Regions from separate parts of the Homo sapiens genome. Here regions 1 and 3 are each linked to region 2. The links are chromatin contacts, found by Hi-C or POLR2A ChIA-PET in ENCODE. All regions are on one chromosome and are shown on one strand. The core of a region is the stretch at or near the end of the contact, and the rest is flanking DNA. Distances in the headings are between cores, read along the strand shown. Region 1 overlaps NMT1 (N-myristoyltransferase 1). Region 2 holds the start of CCDC43 (coiled-coil domain containing 43). Region 3 holds the start of ACBD4 (acyl-CoA binding domain containing 4).

What was found. Hi-C counts contacts between places; a loop is a spot of excess contacts on that map. ChIA-PET counts read pairs that join two places held with the same protein, here RNA polymerase II (POLR2A). Pooled maps may share reads with other maps.
Region 1: a loop to region 2 is called in a pooled map, with 2.7 times the contacts of the local background. The contact joins the enhancer-like site here to the promoter of CCDC43 in region 2. A Hi-C loop is called at or near these places in 1 of 37 single-sample maps with no recorded cell type and 9 of 50 pooled maps. POLR2A ChIA-PET finds 5 or more read pairs at or near these places in 1 of 52 experiments (HEK293).
Region 3: a loop to region 2 is called in a pooled map, with 5 times the contacts of the local background. The contact joins the promoter of ACBD4 here to the promoter of CCDC43 in region 2. A Hi-C loop is called at or near these places in 7 of 50 pooled maps. POLR2A ChIA-PET finds 5 or more read pairs at or near these places in 2 of 52 experiments (activated CD4-positive, alpha-beta T cell and activated T-cell).

The regions. Positions count from the first base shown.
Region 1 is chr17:45,075,730-45,080,537 of GRCh38, reverse strand. The region is part of intron 1 of NMT1 (N-myristoyltransferase 1); the gene reads right to left. Among named protein-coding and RNA genes, the nearest start is that of NMT1, 17 kb to the right of the region's middle. Within about 2 kb of position 2,702, at least 3 of the 41 ENCODE cell types and tissues checked have a DNase peak (open chromatin) inside an H3K27ac peak, as active enhancers do.
Region 2 is chr17:44,687,191-44,691,568 of GRCh38, reverse strand. CCDC43 (coiled-coil domain containing 43) reads left to right here and starts at 1,793. Exons shown (of 5, transcript NM_144609.3): 1 at 1,793-2,019. The coding sequence starts at 1,816. LOC105371792 (a long non-coding RNA gene) reads right to left here. Exons shown (of 4, transcript XR_007065769.1): 2 at 3,546-3,715; 3 at 3,276-3,391; 4 at 2,556-2,628. It overlaps LOC124904010 (a long non-coding RNA gene), which reads right to left and starts at 1,788. Exons shown (of 2, transcript XR_007065770.1): 1 at 1,715-1,788; 2 at 1,259-1,574. RefSeq lists enhancers at 1,663-1,802, 1,471-2,060.
Region 3 is chr17:45,132,907-45,136,936 of GRCh38, reverse strand. ACBD4 (acyl-CoA binding domain containing 4) reads right to left here and starts at 1,250. Exons shown (of 10, transcript NM_001135705.3): 1 at 984-1,250; 2 at 705-829; 3 at 317-437; 4 at 161-245. The coding sequence starts at 792. RefSeq lists an enhancer at 3,629-3,698.

The sequences.
Region 1 (4,808 bases), core at 1,453-3,952, 390 kb before region 2:
GAGATCATGCCACTGCATTTCAGCCTGGGTGACAAAGCGAGACTCTGTCTCAAAAAAAAAAAAAAAAAAAAAGGAAAAGGCTGGGTGTGGTGGCTCACACCTGTAATCTCAGCACTTTGGGAGGCCAAGGCAGGCGGATCACCTGAGGTGCAGAGTTCGAGACCAGCCTGACCAACATGGAGAAAGCCTGTCTCTACTAAAAATACAAAATAAGCCGGGCATGGTGGCGCATGCCTGTAATCCCAGCTACTCGGGAGGCTAAGGCAGGAGAATCGCTTGAACCCAGGAGGCAGAGGTTGTTGTGAGCCAAGATCGCGCCACGGCACTCCAGCCTGGGAAACAAGAGCGAAACTCCGTCTCAAAAAAAAAAGGGAAAAAAAAAAGAAATGCCTAAACCAGATCTGCAGGATTGAGGACAACTGTCGGCAAGCTCAGACTGAGGGATCACCACTGGCAAAACCCAGCATTAGGAATCTTGGGAAACTAAAACAACAATAGCACCCAGTTACTCCTGCCATGGAGAGATTACAAGAAACATGTGGCCGGGCGCAGTGGCTCACGCCTGTAATCCCAGTATTTTGGGAGGCCGAGGCGGGCGGATCACTAGGTCAGGAGATTGAGACCATTCTGGCTAAATGGTAAAACACCGTCTCTACTAAAAATACAAAAAATTAGCCAGGCGTGGTGGCAGGCGCCTATAGTCCCAGCTACTTGGGAGGCTGAGGTAGGAGAATGGCGTGAACCTGGGAGGCGGAGCTTGCAGTGAGCCGAGATTGCGCCACTGCACTCCAGCCTGGGCGACAGAGCGAGACTCCGTCTCAAAAAATAAAAATAAATAAATAAATAAAAGAAACATGTCTGTGTGTATGCACGTGTGCATGTGTGCACGTGATCAAGGGGACTTCCTTGTGCTGCTTTCCCCTACATGACACACCCCATGAATGAAGCAAAAAGTTTCTTAGCCTCATTAATGTTTTATTAAATTAAAAAATAGAGACAGGGGTCTCCCTATGTTACCCAGGCTGGTCTCAAATTCTAGGTTTGAGTGATCCTGCTGCCTTGAACTCCCAAAGTGCTGGGATTACAGGTGTGAGCCACCATGCTCAGCCTCTTAGCCACACTGAAAAGTCAAAATTGGCTGGGCGCGGTGGCTTATGCCTGTAATCCCAGCACTTTGGGAAGCCGCGGCAGACAGATCATGAGGTCAGGAGTTCGAGACCAGCCTGACCCACATGGTGAAACCCCGTCTCTACTAAAAATACAAAATTAGCCAGGCGTGGAGGCATGCGCCTGTAATCCCAGCTACTTGGGAGGCTGAGGCAGGAGAACTGCTTGAACCCGGGAGGCTGTGGTTGCAGTGAGCCAATATCATGCCATTGCACTCCAGCTCTGGGCGACAGAGCAAGACTCCATCTTGGGGAAAAAAAAAAAAAGAAAAAGAAAAGAAAAGAAAAAAAGAAAAGTCAAAATTAGGAGTCCAACCTGAGTACAGTGAATCCTAATCTGTAGAATCAGCTAAACACAGAGGTAATTTTAACTGTATATTTTAGACAATCAATTTTCAAATAATTGAAAGGTCCAGCATGGTGGGTCATGCCTGTAATCCCAACACTTTGGGAGGAAAAGGCAGGCGGATCACTTGAGCTCAGGAGTTTGAGACCAGCCTGGGCAACATGGCGAAACCCCGTCTCTAACACAAATCCAAAAATTAGCCAGGTGTGGTGGTGCACACTTGTAGTCCCAACTACTGGGGAGGCTGAGTTGAGAGGTTGGCTTGAAGCCTGGGAGGAGGAGCCTGCAGTGAGCTAAAATCGCACAACTATACTCCAGCCTGGGCAATACAGCCAGACACTGTCTCAAAACAAACAAACAAACAAACAAAAAAACACCAAAACCCCCAAGAATTAAAACAATATAAAATACAATTTTCCATTAACATTATGTTAAATACAATTTATAATTCAGAAAGACTTCAGGGTCTCAAAATGCCTCGGAGTTATTATGAATATTACTATCATCTCACAGACAGATACTGTGTATATATATATATACAGGGAGAAAGTGATCTGAAATCACATGCTGCCAATTCTCTTCACAGAATGTCTTCAGATTCTCCTATCTCTTCCTGTTCCTGGGAGGAATGCTCACATCCAGACTTCATGACCTTACCCTTGGACTTAAGTTACCTCCAGCCTTTTCTGGATCTCTTTGCCTTCACAATCTTTCTGCATCACCTGAACTCTATATAGCTGTGGGACTCACCTCTGTGAAAATGGCTTTCCATGTGTCCCCCCCATGCTTGAAATCCTAGAGTAACAGCGGCTTCTTAACTTGGAAGGTATCAAGCCCAATTTTTCCCTAGGCCTATCACCCTCATTTCCCACTTACGCTGTCCACTCTTGCCTCCCACAGCTTCCATCTGGCCGGGCCTCTCAGTGCCCCTGATGCAGAAAGACTGTGACAGGGAGAGATCCAGTTAAGTCTGAAGGTTCCTTTAGTCCAAGCATAAGGTCATGAAGTCTAGATGCAAGTACACCTACTTGGTATGATATTAATGAGACCCAGAAGGCATTAACATGGAAGGAAGACTGAGAACATTCAAAGGGGAAATAAGGTAACTTCCTTAAAACCAGATGCTCAGCAAAACCCCCAAGGCCATGGCAAACAACAGAAACCATAAAGTCATTTATGGCCTAAAGATAACTTCTTCTTCTTAGTAACTCAATTTTGTTATTGCACACAGGACCATCTGCAGCCTAGGACAACTCTGTGGTTTTCCTACTCCAGATATTTTCACTTCAGTCTCAGGATTACGTGAAGCATTATAAGATTTAAAAACTGGCTCATAGGCTGGGTGCGGTGGCTCACGCCTGTAATCTCAGCACTTTGGGAGGCCAAGGCAGGCGGATCACCTGAGGTCGGGAGTTCGAGACCAGCCTGACCAATAAGGAGAAACCCTGTCTCTACTAAAAATACAAAATTAGCCGGGCGTGGTGGCACATGCCTGTAATCCCAGCTACTCGGGAGGCTGAGGCAGGAGAATCACTTGAACCTGGGAGGTGAAGATTGTGGTAAGCCAAGATTGCACCACTATACTACAGCCTGGGTAAGAAGATCAAAACTCCATCTCAAAAAACAAACAAACAAGACCTGGCTGATATTAGGAGACAAAGCAGTGTCCCATTGTTGGATACAATTTATAATATAAATTCTTATTCATAACAGCTTATGGAACAAATTATCTGGTCCATAACCACAAATTAGCTGGTTCCATAACAGCTTATGGAACAAATTATGGTAATATGAATTACCATAAGAATAACTTTTTATAATTCTACAAAAGAAAGAATCAAAAAGGTAAGGTGAAGAACTGCTGTAGATTAACCAACTGGATACTTACTAAACATAATTTCACATGGGGAAAATAATTACTTCTTCCAACTTTAAAAGTCTTTACAAATATGCAAAATCACTGTAAAAACTACCTTCCTGCCTTTGTTCTTCCTATTTAGCGGAGATACTTCCATGTAGCTATCACCTCATGAACCCAATTTTTGTGGAAGGATCTTGGGCTGAACTCTTGTTCTGCTTTATGCATTGCCAATACAAGTATCTAGAAATCTCCAAGACCGAAACTAAAATCAGAGAGCAAATTTCATTTTCTTTATATTGGCTTGAATTTGTACAAGCAGCCAGTTACTGAGCAAAAATCCTGTTTCAACTTGTACATCAAGCACACGGCTGAAGAACACAGGGAAGTTGTTTTTTCTTTTCTTTTTTTTTTTTTGAGACAGAGTTTCACTCTTGTTGCCCAGGCTGGAGTGCAATGGCACGATCTCAGCTCACTGCAGCCTCCGCCTCCTAGGTTCAAGGGATTCTCCTGCCTCAGCTTCCCAAGTAGTTGGGATTATAAGCATGTGCCATCACACCCAGCTAATTTTTGTATTTTTAGTAGAGACAGGGTCTCACCAAGTTGGTCAGTCTGGTCTCAAACTCCTGACCTCAGGTGATTCACCTGCCTCAGCTTCCCAAAGTACTAGGATTACAGGCATGAGCCACCGTGCCTGGCCACTTTTTTTTTTTTTTCTTTAATGAGTCATTTTCACTGAGCTACCAAGTATTGAGCCCCATCCGTGAGGACACATTATGAGTACACATAGTCTTACAGTCAACACCCCCAAACAGAAGACAACCAATTCAGCAAAACCAGACTTCCAAGGAGCCCACTCCAGTTAGCTTTCATGGTAATTATAATAATTTTAATTATTCATAGGGAACCAAGCTCAGAGGCCTTGAGAGTAGAACTTCAAAAAGCATCCTAGCAAGCCAACGCCACTTCACAGAAGAATGGCCTCAATTTGGACTAAGGGAAAACAAAACTAGAGGACCCCACAGAAGCCAGGCTAATCCTTCTCCAGGAATCTGGCATCATTTTTTGTTTGTTTCTTGATTCATGTTTTTTGTTTTTGAGATGGAGTCTCGCTCTGTCACCCAGGCTGGAGTACAATGGCACAATCTTGGCTCACTGCAGCCTCCTCATCACAGGTTCCAGTGATTCTTCTGCCTCAGCCTCCTGGGTAGCTGGGAATACAGGCACATACCACCATACCCAGCTAATCTGTGTATTTTTAGTAGAGATGAGGTCTCGCCATGTTGGTCAGGCTGGTCTTGAACTCCTGACTTCAGGTGATCTGCCTGCCTCAGCCGCTCAAAGTGCTAGGATTACAGGCGTAAGCCACCGTGCCTGGCCTCTTTTTTTGTTTTGTTTTGAGACGGAGTCTTGCTCTGTTGCCAGCCTGGAGTGCAGT
Region 2 (4,378 bases), core at 544-3,043:
TGGGAAGCCTTCCTGGATTTCCTATGAACCTCTCCCCACCTGCTTCCAACTCCACTCCAACAGGTAAAGTTAACTCAATCTTCTAGGCATCCTACTGCAATCTCCGCTAGATAAAGCTCCATTAAAACATTTATATCACTATATTGTCATCATTTGTTTAAACATGTCTGTTCCTAATGGATTAAAAACCCCTGAGGACATATATTTTGTGACATTCATTTTTGTGTTTTCAGTGCCAGCAACAATGCCATACTGAAGGTACTCAGTACATATTTGAGGAAGGAGTTAGCCAGGACCTTGCCAGCTTCCTCTGCACTTCAGCTAAAGCCAACCAAATTCTTGGGTAATTCATTCCAGCCCAGAGCCAGGTGTTTTGACGTCAGCTGAAGCTCTCATAACTCTGCCAAAGAAGAGTTCTTGCCACTGGTTAGGCGCCCTCTAGTTGTGTGACTCTCTCCATATCTGTCTCCTTATCTTTAGTGATTTTGTTTGTTCGTTTGTTTGTTTGTTTTTGAGATGGAGTCTCACTGTCGCTCAGGCTGGAGTGCAGCGGCGCGATCTTGGCTCACTGCAACCTCCGCCTTCCGGGTTCCAGCGATTCTGAGTAGCTGGGATTACAGGCCCGCGCCACCACACCTGGCTTTTGTTGTTGTTGTTGTTTGTTTTGAGACGGAATTTCGCTCTTGTTGCCCAGGCTGGAGTGCAATGGCACGATCTCTGCTCACCGCAACCTCCGCCTCCTGGGTTCAAGCGATTCTCCTGCCTCAGCCTCCCACGTAGCTGGGATTACAGGCATGTCCCACCACGCCCGGCTAATTTTGTATTTTTAGTAGAGACGGGGGTTCTCCATTTTGGTCAGGCTAGTCTCGAACTCCAGACCTCAGGTGAGCTGCCCACTTTGGCCTTCCAAAGTGCTGGGATTACGGGAGTGAGCCACCGTGCCCGGCCTTATTTTTGTATTTTTACTAGAGACGGGGTTTCACCATGTCGGCCAGGCTGGTCTCGAACTCCTGACCTCAGGTGATCCACCCGCCTCGGCTTCCCAAACTGTTGGGATTACAGGCGTGAGACATGGCGCCCGGCCTGTCTCCTTATCTTTAAAATGTGGACAATAAAAGCATCTCCCCACAGGGCTGTAGGGAGGATTACAAGAGATAATGCATGAAAAGCTTTTGGCACAGTGCCTAGCAGAGGGTGGGGTACGCTTCTCAAAGAATAGTCCCGTGCACGCGTTGAATCAATGAGTGGAAGAAATAACTTGAGGTTGCCTGTTTATTTACTGAGTGCCTACCATGGAATCAGGGAAGGTTTTCTGCAACCTTTACTTTGACAGGGAAGGGCTTGTACAGGTGAAGGTGGTAGCCGTCGGTAGCGACGACGAGGGTATTCCAGGCTGTCAGGAGGTTCTTGCCAGACAGCTGTGTGGGAGTGGGCGGCCAGCATCCCCCGAAAGCGCGGGGAAGGCAGCTCGGTCGGGTGGAGGAAGCGATGGCATCCACGCTGAGCTCCAGTCCTGGGTAGTTATTAGCCGCGTGACTTTGGCCAAATTACTGCACCTCTCTCAACTTCCCGAACTGTAGAATGAGTCTGTTAAGAATACTCACATGCCAAGCATCTTGTGAGATCACGCGACCGCACGTATGCGAAGACGCGCTTCATCTAGAAAGCACAAAACTCTCAAGCCGGCCGACACGGCTGCGCTCTTTGCACTTACGGGCCTGGGCTTCCTCTTCAGGCATGCGCGGTGGACCTGCGGCGCGGCCCGTCAGGCACTGCGGTAGGCGCCCTAGGGGCTTGCAGGACCCTGACCCCAAGATGGCGGCGCCCAGCGAAGTGGCCGCGATAGCCCCTGGCGAAGGCGATGGCGGAGGCGGCGGCTTTGGCTCCTGGCTGGACGGACGGTTGGAGGCACTGGGAGTGGACCGAGCCGTTTATGGAGCCTACATCTTGGGTATCCTGCAGGAGGAGGAGGAAGAAGAGAAGCTGGACGCTCTGCAGGGGATCCTCTCTGCTTTCCTGGTGAGTAGCCTGGACACATTCCTTCAGCCTCTGGCCAGCATCTGAGGACCTGTCAGTACTTTGCACCCTCCCTCCCCTACCGGGTATCCCAGAGGCTCAGTGGTCTCACCTGGGAGAGGTATACTCCTCTGATATCTGGGCGGCGGGGGAAGGAGGTTGCTCCCCAACCAGGTGTGGGAAGCCTGAAAGCTGCAGGTACACAGAGAGGAAGGGCTTTCTCGTATTCTTGGGGACAAGGCCCTCTCCGATGCTTGTGAGTGAGCCGAGGAGGGTTCTTCCGAAGGCATTGAAATGTCAGAATGGGAATGTTATCATAAATATCTGACGACCAATTCCATTTCCATCCGTTTACAGTGTTCACTGGGGGTATTAAAATGCTCTTGGGAGGTCTGTGCCTATTACAAGGCAGTTCCCAGGGCTGTCCCATGACAGAAGCCTGCAGGAAGTGCCCTTTTGATTCTTATATGGATGTAGGAGTCCATAAAAGGTAAGCTGGTGGTAGAAGTCTTTTCATGCCCACGCAGAACTGAAGCAAACGTCGTGCTTGATCCATTACAGTATTTACAGTAATCATTGGTGGTGGGAAGGAGGGTATGAGAGAGATCAGAGCTTTAACGAAGAGAGAGAAACTTAGTCCTTAGCCTGTTAGAAGCAAGGTATTCAGAAATGTGTACTTTAAGCTATGTTTACATAGTAAGTCACCCAGATGTCCACTTTTTCAACCTGATCATTTCTGCTGCCTTCATCTTCACTTCCCACACCTCCAACATACACACTTATTAGACTGGTTATTACAGATTAAATTGGTTGTAGGTGCTACCTGTGGCTGTCTAACAAATTGTTTCCTTTTAAATACAAGCTTAAAAATAAAATTTACTTGAATCATCACTAAATGCTGTAGAAGCTAGAGTTGTCTCTGCATTCATGGATTAGAGGAGATCCTGGATACCTGATTGCTACTGTGAGAGCCACCTGTCTGTCCATCAAAGGCTTTATCCTCTGGCATTTATTACAATGGACAGGTTAGAAAAATGGGTTCTTTGTTATTCTCAAAACCAATTTTGAAAGGCTAGTAATAGAATCAAAATGTACCATGAGGTGGGGCACAGTGGCTCATGTTTGTAATCTCACCACTTTGGGAGGCTGAGGTGGGAGGATTGCTTGAGGCCAAGAGTTCCACACCACACTGGGCAACATAGCAAGACCCTGTCTCTACAAAAAAATTTAAAAAATTAGCCAGGTATGGTGGCGCATACCTGTAGTCCCAGCTACTCAGAAGTCTGAAGTGGGAGGATCACTTGAGCCTAGGAGGCTGTGGCTGCAGTGAGCCGTGATTGTGCCACTGCACTCCAGCTTGGGTGACAGAGTGACCCTGTCTCAAAGAAAAAAAAATTAGTATAAATATATATAGATATAAATGTACATATTCATATCTCATTTTTTTAAAAGGGTAGAAGGCAGAAACATTTTCAAATCCAAAAGTGTTTTGTGAAAGCGGAAACAAGTGCTAGGAAAAAATCACTCACATTTGGTGGAAGCAGTTCATAGATTGGGTACATGGTTGAAATATAACACTAGTGCAGCTGTCCCAGATTCTTCTGGCAGTAACCCATTTGAGTTCCAGAGCCTCTTCTGGCAAGATTGGCTTATAAATGGGAAAACTTTAACACAGCCTGTGAGGAAGCTTGGAAGTTCACTGGAAATACAAGACAGTGGAATCAATTCTTTTTTTGGACCACAACATTACAGATTATAGGGAGAAAGAGTAGGAGGCAAGCAATTTAAGGTAGTTTTTATTTACAGCTGGGAAGTTTCTAAACACTCCATGAAGCTGTTGAAATAACTTTGAGACTTCTTGGTACCAGCTTCTTGATCAGTCCATCATTATTTGGAGCTGTTTCTGTTGATAAAGGTAGACATTAGTTTGCCTTTTTTTTTTTTTAAGAGAGTCTCGCTCTGTTATAGTAATGTGATCATAACTCACTGTAGCCTTGAACGACTGGACTCAAGCAATCCCCTCTCATCAGCCTCCCAAGTAGCTAGGACTACAGGCACCTGCCATCACATATCATGCCTGGCTAACTTTTTTTTTTATGTTTTATGTTTTATTTTTTGAGACAAAGTCTCACTCTGTCACCCAGGCTGGAGTGCAGTAGCAAAATCTCGGCTCACTGTAACCTCTGCCTCCTGGGTTCAGGTGATTCTCAGCCTCCCGAGTAGCTGGGATTACAGGCATATGCCACCATGCCTGGCTAATTTTTATATTTTTAGTAGAGATGGGGTTTCACCATGTTGACCAGGCTGGTCTCAAACTCCTGACCTCAAGTGATCCACCCATCTCAGTCTCTCAAAGTGCTGG
Region 3 (4,030 bases), core at 1-2,500, 450 kb before region 2:
TGTGCCCAGTCAGGGGCCAAAGATAGGCAGGGTTGGGGGTAACATGAAGGTGGTGATTCCCATGAGGGGGTCCATGTGTAGGAAACGTAGTGGGGGTCAGAACTGGAAGGGTGAGGCCACCTGGCCAGGAGCCTGGGGACAGAGAACCTGCAGCCCTTACCTTCTGTGCCACCAGTTTCATTTCAGTGATGTAGGCAGACATGGCCTCCTCCCTGCTCATCTTGCCCAGACTGTTCCAGGCGTCCCTGGGGGCAGAGGGCTGTGAGAGGGCTGCTTGACAGCTGAGGCTTGTCTGCCCAGCCAGCAGGGAGCTCACCACTTATATCGTCCAATGGGGTCCCAGAACCCGGGCCGGGGGACCAGGCAGGGCCCCATGGTGGCCTGCTTGTAGTAACTGTAGAATCGCAGCATCTCTTCATAGGAGGGGCGGTAAGAACCTGGGCAGAGAGTTGGGAAGCCAGGGCAAAGCATCACTCCCAGCTCCAAGGGGCGGAGGGGCGGGAGAACCCTGCTTGGAAAGGGCAGAGGTGGTGATGGGTCCCACCCAGGGCATCTGGACTAGGATAGGAAGCGGAGGGAACCCCCAGGACAGCCCAGGCAGGGGCTTGTCTGCAAAAACTGCAGTGATCAGGACCATTCTTTCTTCAGAGTCAGACCCCAGGCGTCCTGAATGCGAGTCCAAATGCGAGTCCCCGCAGCCTCACCGTTCTTGGGCAGGTTCTGGATGACGCTCACTGCAGCCTGGAACTGTTTCTGGCAGTCGGGCTCTGGGCTTTCTTTCTCGGTGCCCATGCTGCTGCGAGCCCTGGGGCCCTACTTTTGAGCGACTCTGCAAGAAGCAGCCTTCGTGTGAGGGGGCCTCCAGGGTCCCCCCGGCACCATAAGCCAAGGATTCACTTCCCAGAGGGGCAAACTAAGCTCTTTAGAGGCCTCAGACACCCTGGGAGGTCAGAAGTTGTGGTTGAGGAGCCTCCTTTTCCTACCTCAAGGCAGTGTGGTGGGGTCAGGGTCGCCAGGTGGCGAGGCAGGTGGCGAGGGCCTCAGTGCCAGATGTGTCCGTCCCCAGATGCGCCTCCTTTAGGTGCACATCTCCAACTCCCGAACAGGTGGAGAAACAAGATAGGAGTACTCAGGGCGGGGCGAACAGTCTCCCACCCTGGCCGCCTGCACCTTGGCCCAGCGTGTGCCCCGCGGCGCCCACTGCCAGGACACCTGGGTCCTCTCTCGCCACCACCCCGCGGCTTCCTACTGACCCCGGGGTCCAGCAGGGCCGGGATGGCGACGCAGATCGAGGGGGGGAATTTAGGCCAATGAGAGAGCCTGTTTCACATTCGGCTTACCTACCTCAACCATTCAGCACAGCTCTTTCAAGATCATGCAAATAGTTTCTCAGAGCCTTTCCCAATCAGGCGGGGCTTAATCGAAGGGTCGGACTTCCCAGCCCGGGATGGCCAAGGCGGGCGGCAGCGCCCCCTGGTGCACATAGTGAAAGGTCGTGGCGTCCTAGCGCCCCCTGGTGGAAATCCGCATCTGTTCGCTGATATCCAGGCCTGGCCGATCCGAGGCAACCCACTCAGCTCTCTAGACACTTAGGCACTGGGGATTAAAAAAAGTCATGTCCTGTGGTCAGGTGTTCTAGAGGAAGGACATCACAGCTCAGTTTTGGAAGATGGTCGGGCACGGTGGCTCATGCCTGTAATCCCAGAACTTTGGGAGGCCAAGGCGGGCGGATCACCTGAGGTCAGGAGTTCGAGACCAGCCGGGCCAACATAGTGAAACCCCATCTCTACTAAAAATACACAAATTAGCCGGGCGTGGTGGCGCGCGCCTGTAATCCCAGCTACACGGGAGGCTGAGGCAGGAGAATCGCTTGAACCCGGGAGGTGGAGATTGCAGTGAGCCAAGATTGCCCCACTGCACTCCAGCCTGGGCGAGAGTGAGACTCCATCTCAAAAAAAAAAAAAGAGTAAGCAAAATGGACATCGCAGAATGATGGTTACCAGAGGCTGGGAAGGGTACTGGGGAGGGGGGGAAATGGGTACAAAAATACAGTTAGAATGAATGAGATCCAGTGTTCGGTAGCACAATACAACGATTATAGTTACCAATAATTTATTGTATCTTTTTATTTTGTTTATTTTATTTTATTTATTTATTTTTTTGAGACGGAGTCTCACTCTCTCCCGGGCTGGAGTGCAGTGGCGTGATCTCGGCTCACTGCAATCTCCGCCTCCCGGGTTCACGCCATTCTCCTGCCTCAGCCTCCCGAGCAACTGGGATTACAGGCGCTCGCCACCACGCCCAGCTAATTTTTTGTATTTTTTAGTAGAGACGGGGTTTCACCATATTAGCCAGGATGGTCTCGATCTCCTGACCTCGTGATCCGCCGACCTCGGCCTCCCAAAGTGTTGGGATTACAGGCGTGAGCCACCGCGCCCGGCCTATTGTATCTTTTTAAATTAATTATTTTAAAAACAATTTTTGTAGAGGCAGAAGTCTCATTATGTTGCCCAGGCTGGTCTTCATTCAATACCTGGCCTCAAGTGATCATCCCACCTCTGCCTCCCAAAGTGCTGGGATTACAGGCGTGAGCCACCGCATCCGGCCAATTTATTGTATATTTCAAAATAACTGGGCGGGAAGTGGTGGCTCAGGCCTGTAGTCCCAACACTTTGGGAGGCCAAGGCAAGAGAATTGCTTTGAGGCTGCAGTGAGCTATGATCATGCCACTGCACTCCACCCTGGGCAACCAAGTAGTGAGACCTTGTCTCTAATAAACAAATAAAATACAAATACAAATAACTAAAAGCGGAATTGGAATGTTCCTAATACAAAGGAATGATAAATGCTTGAGGTGATGGTTACTTCAATTACCTTGATTTGATCATTACACATTTTATACCTGTATCAAAACATTACATGCCTCTCCATAATTCTCTGCAACTATTAAGTGTCCATAACAATTAAAAGAAATGTAGACTTAGCCTATCCAACAACAAGAATAACAAAAGGGTAAACCAGGAGAATAAGGAAGGTTGTTTCTGGAGGAAGGAACGGCAGGATCAAAAGCACAAAGGCGAATACGATAATCAAGAAGAAAATTCAGGGCCGGGCGCGGTGGCTCACGCCTGTAATCCCAGCACTTTGGGAGGCCGAGGCGGGCGGATCACGAGGTCAGGAGATCGAGACCATCCCGGCTAAAACGGTGAAACCCCGTCTCTACTAAAAATACAAAAAATTAGCCGGGCGTAGTGGCGGGCGCCTGTAGTCCCAGCTACTTGGGAGGCTGAGGCAGGAGAATGGCGTGAACCCGGGAGGCGGAGCTTGCAGTGAGCCGAGATCCCGCCACTGCACTCCAGCCTGGGCGACGGAGCGAGACTCCGTCTCAAAAAAAAAAAAAAAAAAAAAAAAAAAAAGAAAATTCAGGACCCCAGAGTGGCGTAGGGACCCAAGCCAGTGTGCAGAATCTCTGGGCCTGGGAGATCTGAGGATGGGGTAGAGCAGGGCAAGTAGGTGGCAAATCAGGCCCTGAGCACTAGCCTCTCTGTAGGATGCCACGCCGCTGGCCGCCGCAAAGTGGCGGTGTGCGCCCATGTCTCTGCCGGACCCAGGCCACCGGCCGCAGAAACGCTGCCACCTGGACGTCCCCCACTTCGCGCACGCACTCTGGTGCTTGCATATAAATAGTAAGTGCACACCCGACTCGGCCACCAGAACCTGCACACGGATGCCCACCCACGGGTTGACGTCGCGGACAACTACACCGCGGGTGCCGGGCTGGGGTGCCGGCCTGTCCAAGCCTCGAACCCAGAACCAGTTGCTGGGGACTCCAGGCTCGGCTCCGCCTCACGCTCCCCAGGTCCGTCAGCTCCGAGACTGTGGCTCTCCGAGGGGGCAGCACCTGGCCTGGCACAGGGAGGTTAATCCTATGACGTCACTGCCAACCTCCCCACCCCCATGCCCATCCCTTCGGGTTCGCGCTGCCCCGAGCGGCTCAGCTCCCGGGGTTCTGCCTTCGCTCCCGGCCCTG